Linked DNA regions of Homo sapiens: region 2 is linked to region 1. A link is a loop called in an ENCODE intact Hi-C map of the cell type or tissue named here. Cell type or tissue: Calu3. All regions are shown on one strand. Links, peaks and the distances in the headings refer to the core of each region. The heading gives the core; the rest is flanking DNA. Region 1 has its middle 8.4 kb from the start of NFIA-AS2. Region 2 overlaps NFIA (nuclear factor I A).

Region 1 (5,384 bases), core at 283-5,282:
CAACATTGCCGTGTAATTAACTTCAAGACAGTGGGATGATTTAAATTTTATGTGACTGACCTGATATATATGGAAAAGATGGTGGAAGACTTTCTGGAAATCAGGAGAGCAATACATGAAGAACCTTAGAGATTGAGTGAGAAAGCTGAGGCCCAGAGAGGGAAAGTGATTTCATTTCAAGTCAGCATAATTGAATAAATATATTTGAATATGCATTATGTGCCAGGTGATTGCCTAAGTCCATCCAGGTAGAACAAATGGAGAGATCACTGGAAAAGTGCCTAGCAGAGCACTGGAACAGAGCAGGGTTCAATAAATGTCAATACCCCACCCCCTAACCTTTTTTCTTTCTTTAAGGGCAGAGCCAGGATGAGAACCCAGATTTCCGGATTCCAAGTCCAACATCTTTTCAACCATCTCATGGTCATCCAGAAGTGCAACCAGGAAAAAGTCTGTAGGGAGATCATGCCTGTAATACTCTTGCTGGTTAAAAAGAGTATTATGGATTTTCTGACAGCTCTTTTGCTGTGTCACATCAGCCCCCTGTCTGATTTTATGCTTACATGGCCATTACTCTCTATTAGCATACTAATAAATGTTTATGAGATTATGCTGTATAAACTATAAACTTTTACATATTATTAATTAACCTCATACATTGTATTGGGAGCTCCTGAACATTTACTGACTTGTAAAACAGGATAGTGGCATACAGGGAGCCGTGTCTGCAAAACTGGTCTTATTTGCTCTATCTGGAGGAAGGGTTGCATTTTCATTTTTGCGACTCTTAAGTGCAAGCCACAGATAGTATAGTATTTGAAAACAGAAGACCTGGGCTTGCCTCTTCCCAGCTGTGACCTTAGGTAAATTTTGTAAGCTCTCAAAGGCCCAGTTTCCAAAATGGGCATAATAATACCTATCTGTGGGGGTACATGGCAGGTACCTAATAAACTTAAACTGAATGAAATTGAACCAATGCAGGGAAATGAGTGGAAATGACAGGAAGCCAGTTTGATTTGTTTCTGATGAAAAGACCGATGATAGGGATTCCCAAGAATGGATGGCCTACATTCCGATGTGGTAAATAATGTGTTCTCTCTGGAGGTGTGCAAGAAGCTGGACAAGGGGATTCTGTAAGGAATGGGAGGGTTTCCTCCATTGCTATGATTTAAGAATTCTATGAGTCTCTCTTCCTCTCTCTCTCTTTTTTTTATTTTTATTTTTTAGATGGAGTCTTGCTCTGTCGCTCAGGCTAGAGTACAGTGGCGCAATCTTGGCTCACTGCAACCTCCGCCTCCCAGGTTCACGCCATTCTCCTGCCTCAGCCTCCTGAGTAGCTGGGACTACAGGCGCCCGCCACCACGCCCGGCCAGTTTTTGTCTTTTTAGTAGAGACGGGGGTTTTACCATGTCGGTCAGGCTGGTCTCGAACTCTTGACCTCAGGTGATCTGCTCGCCTTGGCCTCCCAAAGTGCTGGGATTACACGCTTGAGCCACTGTGCCCTGCCAACTCTCATTTTTTAAGGCCAAAGAGGAGGCAAAGTGGGAGTGGTACTTCAGGTCTTAGATTCTAGTTTTAACTTAGTTGCTGACGAGTTTTGCAAATTAGTCTAGACTCTAGACACTTCAATCCTGTCTCTATTCTTTTATCTATAAAAGAGCTACACAAATTTGATGTGGTGATCAGAGGAGAGAATGGCTAAGAAAGCACTTTCAATAATACAAGGCTGATCTTTAGAAAAATATTAAGTTTAGGCCGGGCGCGGTGGCTCACGCCTGTAATCCCAGCACTTTGGGAGGCCAAGGCAGGCGGATCACGAGGTCAGGAGATCAAGACCATCTTGGCTAACACGGTGAAACCCTGTCTCCACTAAAAATACAAAAAATTAGCCGGGCATGGTGGCGGGTGCCTGTAGTCCCAGCTACTCGGGAGGCTGAGGCAGGAGGATGGCATGAACTGGGGAGGCAGAGCTTGCAGTCAGCCGAGATCGCACCACTGCACTCCAGCCTGGGCGACAGAGCGAGAGTCCGTCTCAAAAAAAAAAAAAAAAAAAAAAATTAAGTTTAGCAGCTCGGTTCGTTTCACTATTTTTGATGTTGATAGCCGAACATCCCTGCTTTGAATCTTCTGCAATGCTGCAAAAATGTTATGGGAAGAACCCAGATCTGAGAGTCAAGTGACCAAGTCCAGGCTGTCACTAAGCTATGAGACTTTGGTGGAGTATTTCTGTCCTTTGCATCCCAAGTAACTGATCTCACGTCTGTAAAATGAAGCTAACAAATCTGCTGTGCCAACATCATGGGGGTGTCCTGAGAGTCAAATAAGGTAATGGATGTGATTTAGTGCTTTCAAATCAGCCCTCAATTTAGCTATTTCATCAGCTGTGTTCTCATTTTCTACCCTACAAGGCTGTAAGACCTATAAGTACAAAGCCGTTTTTTAGATCTTTGTATTTGCCAGTGCCTAGCAAAGTGAATTCATTGATTCTGGACACATTCATGACATGCCTATTTGGGCCAGGGATAGTGGTAAGTTTTGGGGTCAGGGATGAAAAAGACATGGCCTCTACCCCTAAGGAGCTTGCTTTGCAATAGAGGAGTAAACTATAAACATATCCAAGAATAAAGTTAAAGGAAACTGATACTGAGATCTAGCCTTTAAGGGCCCCTGCTGTGTGTGAGTGTCGCCACCTCCAGGGCAGGACAAGCTTCACCCCCTCTCTACTCTTGCAAAGAACTGACAGGCACCATCTTCTGTGTTTTCGATGGCTGCCTCTGTGTTTCTGATGGCCACATAGTTTTTGGGTTTGTGTGTTTCCCTGCCCTTGGACACGTTCTGATGGAGTACAAAGTGGTAACTGACTCCTGGGGTCTACTCAAGGTGGCTGGATGTAAAAGATTGGTGAAATGATTTAAAGCTTATAGAGATGGGTAAGTCCCTAGGGGTTAGCAGGTACTTTCCAGGGAGGAAGAGGATGCCTCTTATAAATACAATTACTATTGATTACTGTCAGATTCTTTTATCTGATTCCTGCCCATTAGGCCCTCTCTTTGTTGCTAGAAGCTCTCACTTGCCCTCTGCCCCATCTTACCTCTAGAAGTGCTTCTTAAATGAGTCCTGCAGAATCCTAGTGATCCTTGAATAGCTCATAGGTGCTAAGAGAGCATTCAGAAGAATACTTCAAAGCTTGACAATGAATAACCATTTTACTATTATGACATAAGTGGAAAGAAGGGCCAGCTCATCTCAAAACGATGGCAACAACAGCAAGGTCAGTGAATCCCCATCCAGCTGATTAGCAGCAAGAGGCTTTGAGTGGCAGCCTGACTGTGAGAGTGTGCATAAGGGACACTTGTAGACTGCTTTGCATCCAAGGTATCTTCCCTTAGCATTTGACAACAGTACCCTACTTTTGCTTTGGGAGAACTGCCACTCCCTCATTCTCAGTCTTATACTTTCATATGTCCCAGGGGCCGAGCACTTTACATAGGCAAAGGCAATATATGAATTTTATTTTCTGGTCATAGGAATGACCACATGTTCCAGTTCAGGCCAGTGAAAGAGACAGAGAGTGGTGGTCCCAGGCTTGTGGAAGAACCTACTGGAAGAGACAGTGCTGTGTAGTGTGATGTGTATCTGAAGCTGCTGGGGCGATGAGGAGCCTACATTGTGAGTCTGAGAATGGGGCCATTACCCGAAGAGCTGAGTCAAGATTTAGATCCCGGACATATTATCTGAGCCTGGGTCAAGCTGTGTCTGAAGCCAAATCTGCTCACAGACTTTCCAAGATATTCCTTTATCTAATTTGAGCCAGGGCTGGTGGAATTTTCTGTCATTTGCATCCAAAATATTCCTAATATTATACAGTATGTGGTGTTTTACTTCATTTTTGCAACATGTTTGGCTAAACAATAATATATTAAATAATAATAATATGTAATAATATATTACATTATAATATGTAGTAATATATTACATAATAATATGTAATAAATATTACATTATAATATGTAATATATATTACATTATAATAATATGTAATAATATACATTCCTCTATTTAATCATTATGCAAAGCTAAGAGGTAAAATTTATGATCAAATTTATAAATTAAAATACTGAGTCTCAGAGAGAATGAGTGACTCACCTGAAGATACACAACTGATAAATGATTGAGATAGGACAAAAATGTAGGGCTCCTGACCACAATGATCGCTAAAGATGCCTTTTTCCCAAACCAGCTACTTATGGAAAGCAAATATAAAAGAAATGCAAAGGAAACCAAAGGTAATGCTGGTTGCCACAATGTATTTTTTTGTTGGGAAGTTTCATCCAAAATACATGGTTCCATCCAAAGGTAAAAGACCCTCAACCATATTTCCTACGGCCAGTGCCGTGGTCCATCAGGCCTTCATCACTTCTCACCAAGTTTCCTCCAACATTTTTCTAGATGGTCTTTTGCCTCCAGTCTCACTTCCCTACTATCCATCACTCACAGTAGGACAGAATCATTTTTCTAAATGCAAGCTGGATTATGGTATTGTTTGCTTACAGCCTTCAATAGTTTGCATAGCTTTTAAGTACAAATCCGGCTTTGCACACAAGACACTTCCTGATCTGACTCTGGTGTTCTCTTCTGCTTCATCTCCTCATTCCTCCAGTAATAGTGAATGACCCAGGGTTCTCTGAGGCTGATCCATTGCTCTACTTTTGTGTACACCATTCTAGCTGTGTGTGGAAACTGTTGCTTTTTTTTTGTTTTTTTTTTGCCTGGCAAACCCCTCTTGTCCTTAAAATCTCCTTCATCCTTCAGATGTTGTTTTCTCTAGGAAGACTTTTGTGATCCCTCAGACTGATTTGAATGTTTCTTCTCTGTGGCCCCGCTAGACTCTGGATCTATCTCTCCTTGCACTCTCACACTGTAGAGTAACTGTGTATTACATGCCAGTGTCTCCTCTAGATTGTGGGAAACAATTGTGCCCTACTCCGTTTTACATCAAGGGCCTAGCAGCTTGGCACATAACAGTCAGTGAATGTTTGTTGCATGGATGAAGAAGGAAAGGGAGGAAATAGGCCAGGCATGGTGGCTCATGCCTGTAATCCCAGCACTTTGAGAGGATAATGGGGAGGATCACTTGAGGCCAGGAGATTGAGATTGGCCAGGGCAATGTAGCAAGGCCCTGTCCCTAAAAAAACTAAAAAAAATTTTTTTAAAGGGAGGACATATGGAAGAAGAGGCCAGTACTTTCTCTTTTGTTTGACACTTTCGTTTAAAGTATTATACACTGGTGTTATATAGTTTCTTTTATTAAATTCAGATATTATGTTCTTCCTAGCTTTAATATTTGAATAAATTGCTTTGCTTTTTTTTTAAAGAAAAATTTC
Region 2 (5,384 bases), core at 178-5,177, 260 kb before region 1:
TTATCAGTCAATTGTCAAACTAATTCTTCTGTTGCTAATGTCATCCAACAAAGATGAGCTTCTCATATTACCTTCTGTTTAACAGAATTACAAATCACCACTAAAGAACTTACTCATGTAACCAAACACCACCTATTCCCCAATAACCTATGGAAATACAAAATTAAAATAATAATAAGTGCATATTTTTCTGAGTTGGGAGAGTGCTTTGACTTGCGACATGGCTATGTAAGTTTGATGTTCTCAATAATGCAAATGAGAGATAACTATATCACCAACTATTTTAGGGTTAAGAAATGCTTTGATCATTTATTCATTCAACATGGTGGTGGAGAGGTGAGGCACATCTCCTATGTGCCATGCAGTGATCAAGGTGCTAGGAATAGAGCAGTGAACAAGAGACAAAAAGTCCCCACCCTTCAGGAGCTTATATTAGACTGGACTTGAGAAGAAGGGTTCTAGATATGTATTAATTAATTCATTCAACAATTATGAAACACCTCAGCCTCTGGAATAAAAGTATGAAAGAGTCATTGGCTATGGCTTCAAAGAGGTTGTTCTGTTTTCTTCTTAGAAAATTTAATTTTCTTAAGATATTCTCACTGGTGACAAGCAAAAGAGTGATTGCCATAGCTCTTTGGGCAGGAAATGATTAGAGAAATGGACCATATCTGCCTATGGACTAAGTCCTTGGTTATGTCCTTCACACGTTAATACCACTGATGAATACACTGAGCCATTTTAGACAATAAGGAAAAGAAAGAAGTTGCAAAAATAACAAAATGATCACAAACAAGAAAGAAGTCCTTTCTTGAAAAAAAAAAAATCCTGTTTAGTACCTGTTAAAAACATATCCAAGTAATACTATTAGGCCAAAGTGTGGCTTGGAAGGTGTTTGTTAGCCCTACAACTTCGGCATTTTCTCTTTCTCTGTGTAGTATTTTTGTAGGTAAGGGTCATGATTTGGGGTTTAGATGTGATGAAGTACATTGGTGAGAAATCATATCAAATAAATAACGTAAAAATTATATAAAACACCTGCCTTAAAAGCACAGAGCAAACACTGCCGTCTGTTATTTTGTTCAAAGATAGCTTGTGCCATATGTTTGGGGACCCTAACTACAAGTACCCTCAAGATACAGCCCCTGCTTCACACCTATTTAGCTAAAGAACTCTCTCAGATGGCTACTGGGTTTGTCAGCTCTAAATAGGATGGCTGTTCCCATGTTGATACTGACCTAGAGAAATTGGCTTCTCTCTGCCCTCTCTTTCCACCTTTTTTTTTTTTTTAAGATGGACTTTTCTCCAAAACAATAAGTATACCTTGAATTGGATGCAGATGAATTGCCCATTTCAGGCTGTTTTTAACGTGTTCTGAATCAGCAGTAGAACATAAGATCAGCCCCAAAGTAGGGATAAGAGGAGGGAAGTGAAGTTCAGAACCATGTAAATAACATATCATTCCCCACTGATCTGTCATCCACATTGTCAGGCACTAACCTAAAACAACTATGTGTCTCTATAATAGCAAGACAATCTTCAGTTGAGTGGGGGAGCCAACTCAGTCTTTTTTCTTACAAATGAAGCTGAAAAACCTTTTGTCTCTTTCTTTTTCTTTTTCTTTTTTTTTTTTTTGAGACAGGATCTTACTCTGTCACCCAGGATGGAGTGCAGTGGCACTATCACAGCTCACTGCAGCTTCAACTTCCCAGGTTCAAGCGATCCTCCCACCTCAGCCTCCCAAGTAGCTAGGACCACAGGTGTGCATCACCACACCCAGCTTTTTTTTTTTTTTAAAGAGATGGGGTCTCACTATGTTGCCCAGGCTGGTCTCAAACTCCTGGGCTCAAGTGATTCTCCCACTTCAGCCTTCCAAAGTGTTGGGATTACAGGCATGGGCCACCAAACCCAACCTTTGTTCATTTTTTTTTATTTTTTATTTTTATTTATTTATTTATTTATTTATTTATTTATTTATTTATTTTGAGATGGAGTCTCGCTCTGTTGCCCAGGCTGGAGTGCAGTGGCGCCATCTCGGCTCACTGCAACCTCCGCCTCCCGGGTTCACGCCATTCTCCTGCCTCAGCCTCCCGAGTAGCTGGGACTACAGGCACCACCCACCACACCTGGCTAATTTTTTTGTATTTTTAGTAGAGACGGGGTTTCACCGTGTTAGACAGGATGGTCTCGATCTCCTGACCTCATGATCCACACGCCTCGGCCTCCCAAAGTGCTGGGATCATAGGCATGAGCCACCGCGCCCAGCCCCTTTGTTCATTTTTAAAAATTGCCTGTGATGTAGTAGTTTCATTCCTTTATTCACTCAACAAACACTGGTCCTCCTGTCCATTATGCCTTTCACTGCAAGTGGCAACTTATTTTTGTGGGAATAGCTTCTTTCTTAAGAAAAAAGTCTTAAAAGGGGTATAAAGGCTTGACTAGGATCAAGACAGGACCTACCAGGAAGAGGGAGGAACTAAAATAAGAAGCCAGGGGAACCACAGACAGATGCCAACTGGTATGGCCAATCGCAGCTATTGTGTTTTTAGGAAACAATGCAGATGTAGCCACTTAAAAACAACAACAAAAAAAGTAAAACAACATAAACTGTATTTTTAATTTAAAAAGCCTATTCAGGAAGTGCAGGCAGTCAAAATACATACTCAGTCTTCTTGAGTAACTTGTAAGTCATCCGCTCTCAGACCATTAAAGCAGCACAGCTAGAAAGGAGGGAATATTGACAGTTTTATGGTAACACGAAAAGCACAACCTTTTTTTTGCCTAAAGTAGTTAAATACTGCATCTCTTGCTGGGACTAGAGCTAACCATTAGGGGCCTCTCTGAGGGACTACTTTCTTTTATATGCTAGTATTTATGAAGGGATTAGTAAGGGCAAAGTAATATGGTAGGTGGGTAGAAACAAGAGAACAAACTTTCAGAGCTCACAGAAGAGTTGGCAATCGGAACAGAGGAGGCAGACGTATACCCGCATAACGCAAGGATTATCAGCATCAAGCATTCAAAACCACAAAGCTGGGTCTGTGGTCTCAGGAGCCACTTTTTTTTTTTTTTTTTTTTTTGAGATGGCGTTTCACTCTTGTTGCCCAGGCTGGGGCGCAATGGCACGATCTCGGTTCACCGCAACCTCCGCCTCCCGGGTTCAAGCGATTCTCCTGCCTCAGCCTCCTGAGTAGCTGGGATTACAGGCATGTGCCAACACTCCAGGCTAATTTTGTATTTTTAGTAGAGATGGGGTTTCTCCATGTGGGTCAGGCTGGTCGCAAACTCCCGACCTCAGGTGATCCGCCCGCCTCGGCCTCCCAAAGTGCTGGGATTACAAGTGTGAGCCACCGCGCCCAGCCAGGAGCCACTTTCTACATTAGGTCTTTGTGTGGAAAGGAGAGCCATTCTCTCACTTCCCCTTCTGACCAGATGATTTAAAACAAGAAACAGTTAAGAGGTCAAGGATCTCTTCACAGCTCTCTGTAGATCTACCTATAGATTCTCAGTAGAAAATCATAAATTATGCCAAGCAACTATTGAAACTAATGTAATGGAAACCAATTTTGTAGCTTTGTGGATACACTGACCCATGGCCAAACACCCTCCCAAGGAGAGACCACAGCTATCTCCAGGAGGCTGCTGGCACAGAAGGGAAAGTGTAATTATTGATTGAGCACCTCTGCGTCGGCACTGTGCTAGGTTTTTTACTTATGTCTATTAATTTCATCTCACAAATCCTCTTTGAGGTGGTTACTATCATCCCAATTTTACAGATAAAGGAACTCGGGCTCAGAGAAATTAAGGAATTTGTTCAAGGTCATAAGGCCCCAGGATTTCAACCACCTCCTCCAATTATAAATTCAAATATTCATTCTTCTATTCACAGCACAAGTAGTAAGCACCAACTATGACGAGACTCTTCTGACTTCCCCAGTTTCAGTAGGTTCCCCTTCACTGGGCTCCTCAAATACCTGCAGCATGTTGCTACCACAGGCCTTTTTAAATAGCTTAGCATCGTGACGGTCAACTTACGGAACTTTCTCCCGTCACCTATGAACTGAGTTTCTCAGTATGGTCTGTGGGCTCCCTGCATCTGAATCACCTGGTATTCAGTAGCATGATCTTTGGCCTCTAGTTCAGAATCTCTGCATTTAAGGCTTGGGAAAATACTTGCTTAACAATTCTTTCCAAGTGATTTTTGTGCACACAATAGTTTGAGAATAATTTCTGTATAAGATTTTTTCTAGGCTGCCTTTCATCTACAAAATCCAATGCATAGCTTAGACAAGAATATAGTAGGTACTGAATCAATGTCTGTGAAAGGCAAGGAGGGAGGGGGAAAAAAGAAAGAACATTTTTTTAAAAAGCAGTGCTCCAGAGTCCAGAGACAATATAAAGGCACTAAATACACACTCTAGGAGCTTAGAATTTATTTAGCAAAGACAATATACACTCAATTACAATTCTGAGAAAAAAATAGAACAAACCAGAACTAAAAGAGTGGTTAAAACCCAACGAAAAATTCTTGCCAAATGAATTTATGAGCAATGAGTGAAAAAGCAAGAGTTCAGAAAAATAAACTTGGGGTGACGTAAGTACCCACAGAGAGTTTCTTGGAGATGGAGCTTGAGATGGGTTTCAAAAAAGAAAAAAACTTACATAAAAAGGGAAGAAAGTAGAAAGTGTTTATACTTAGAGCAGGAAAAACTAAACTAAACTGGAAAGGAAGATGTTTTTTAAAAAAAACTCCTGTCACAAGTGTTTTTTAAAAAAATCTCTGTGCATTAATTTTTGCCACAATTAATGGAACTAATATTTACAGGCCAGCAAGTTTGAAATATAGTGCCAATAAAAACTTTTACAACTCTGGAAATTTCTAAAATTGGTTCTCTTTAAATTTGTAGCATAGGCAGAATACTGGATGATGTGGTACAGTAAAAACATTTTTGGCATTTAGTTGAGATGACCTGCATAATTCACTTGTGGCTTTACCACTTATAACATGTCATCTCAAACTCATGGCAATAAAACTTTTATGTAATATTGCTATACTATGCTTTACATAAATATGTACATATATAATATATATGGCTTAATTTTCCCTTTTAGTTAAAATGAGTCTAGCCCAATCACTCAGAGGAATATTTGTAAACTTGGATTATTCATAATTAGTGGTTGTGGAATGCCTATAAAACTGAAGGGCTACCCAATGCCATGCTTTATTATTCAGATATAACCTACTCAATATTTACTTCTACAAACGTAGAAGTAAATTAAGGGAAAAACTATTAGAAAAATCCAGAATCACTGTTCTGTTCTGTTTAATCTTTGTGGACTTGCTTTATACTTTCCCAATGCATTACATTTCTTTTTTGCATATT

The links. Hi-C counts contacts between places; a loop is a spot of excess contacts. Peaks named below come from ENCODE experiments on the same cell type or tissue, not always from the same donor. Only the 100,000 strongest peaks of a DNase experiment are listed, where the experiment ranks them.
Region 2: a loop joins it to region 1, with 2.2 times the contacts of the local background. A loop is called at or near these places in 3 of 110 quality-filtered maps.

Annotation. Positions count from the first base shown.
Region 1 is chr1:60,976,458-60,981,841 of GRCh38, reverse strand. No RefSeq gene overlaps it. Among named protein-coding and RNA genes, the nearest start is that of NFIA-AS2, 8.4 kb to the right of the region's middle. In Calu3, for the core only: a CTCF peak has its summit at 2,717 (motif pointing left); a DNase peak (open chromatin) is centred at 2,691.
Region 2 is chr1:61,232,064-61,237,447 of GRCh38, reverse strand. All of the region lies in intron 2 of NFIA (nuclear factor I A), which reads right to left. Among named protein-coding and RNA genes, the nearest start is that of NFIA-AS1, 19 kb to the left of the region's middle. RefSeq lists a silencer at 3,277-3,571. In Calu3, for the core only: no CTCF peak of the experiment used is centred there; no DNase peak of the experiment used is centred there.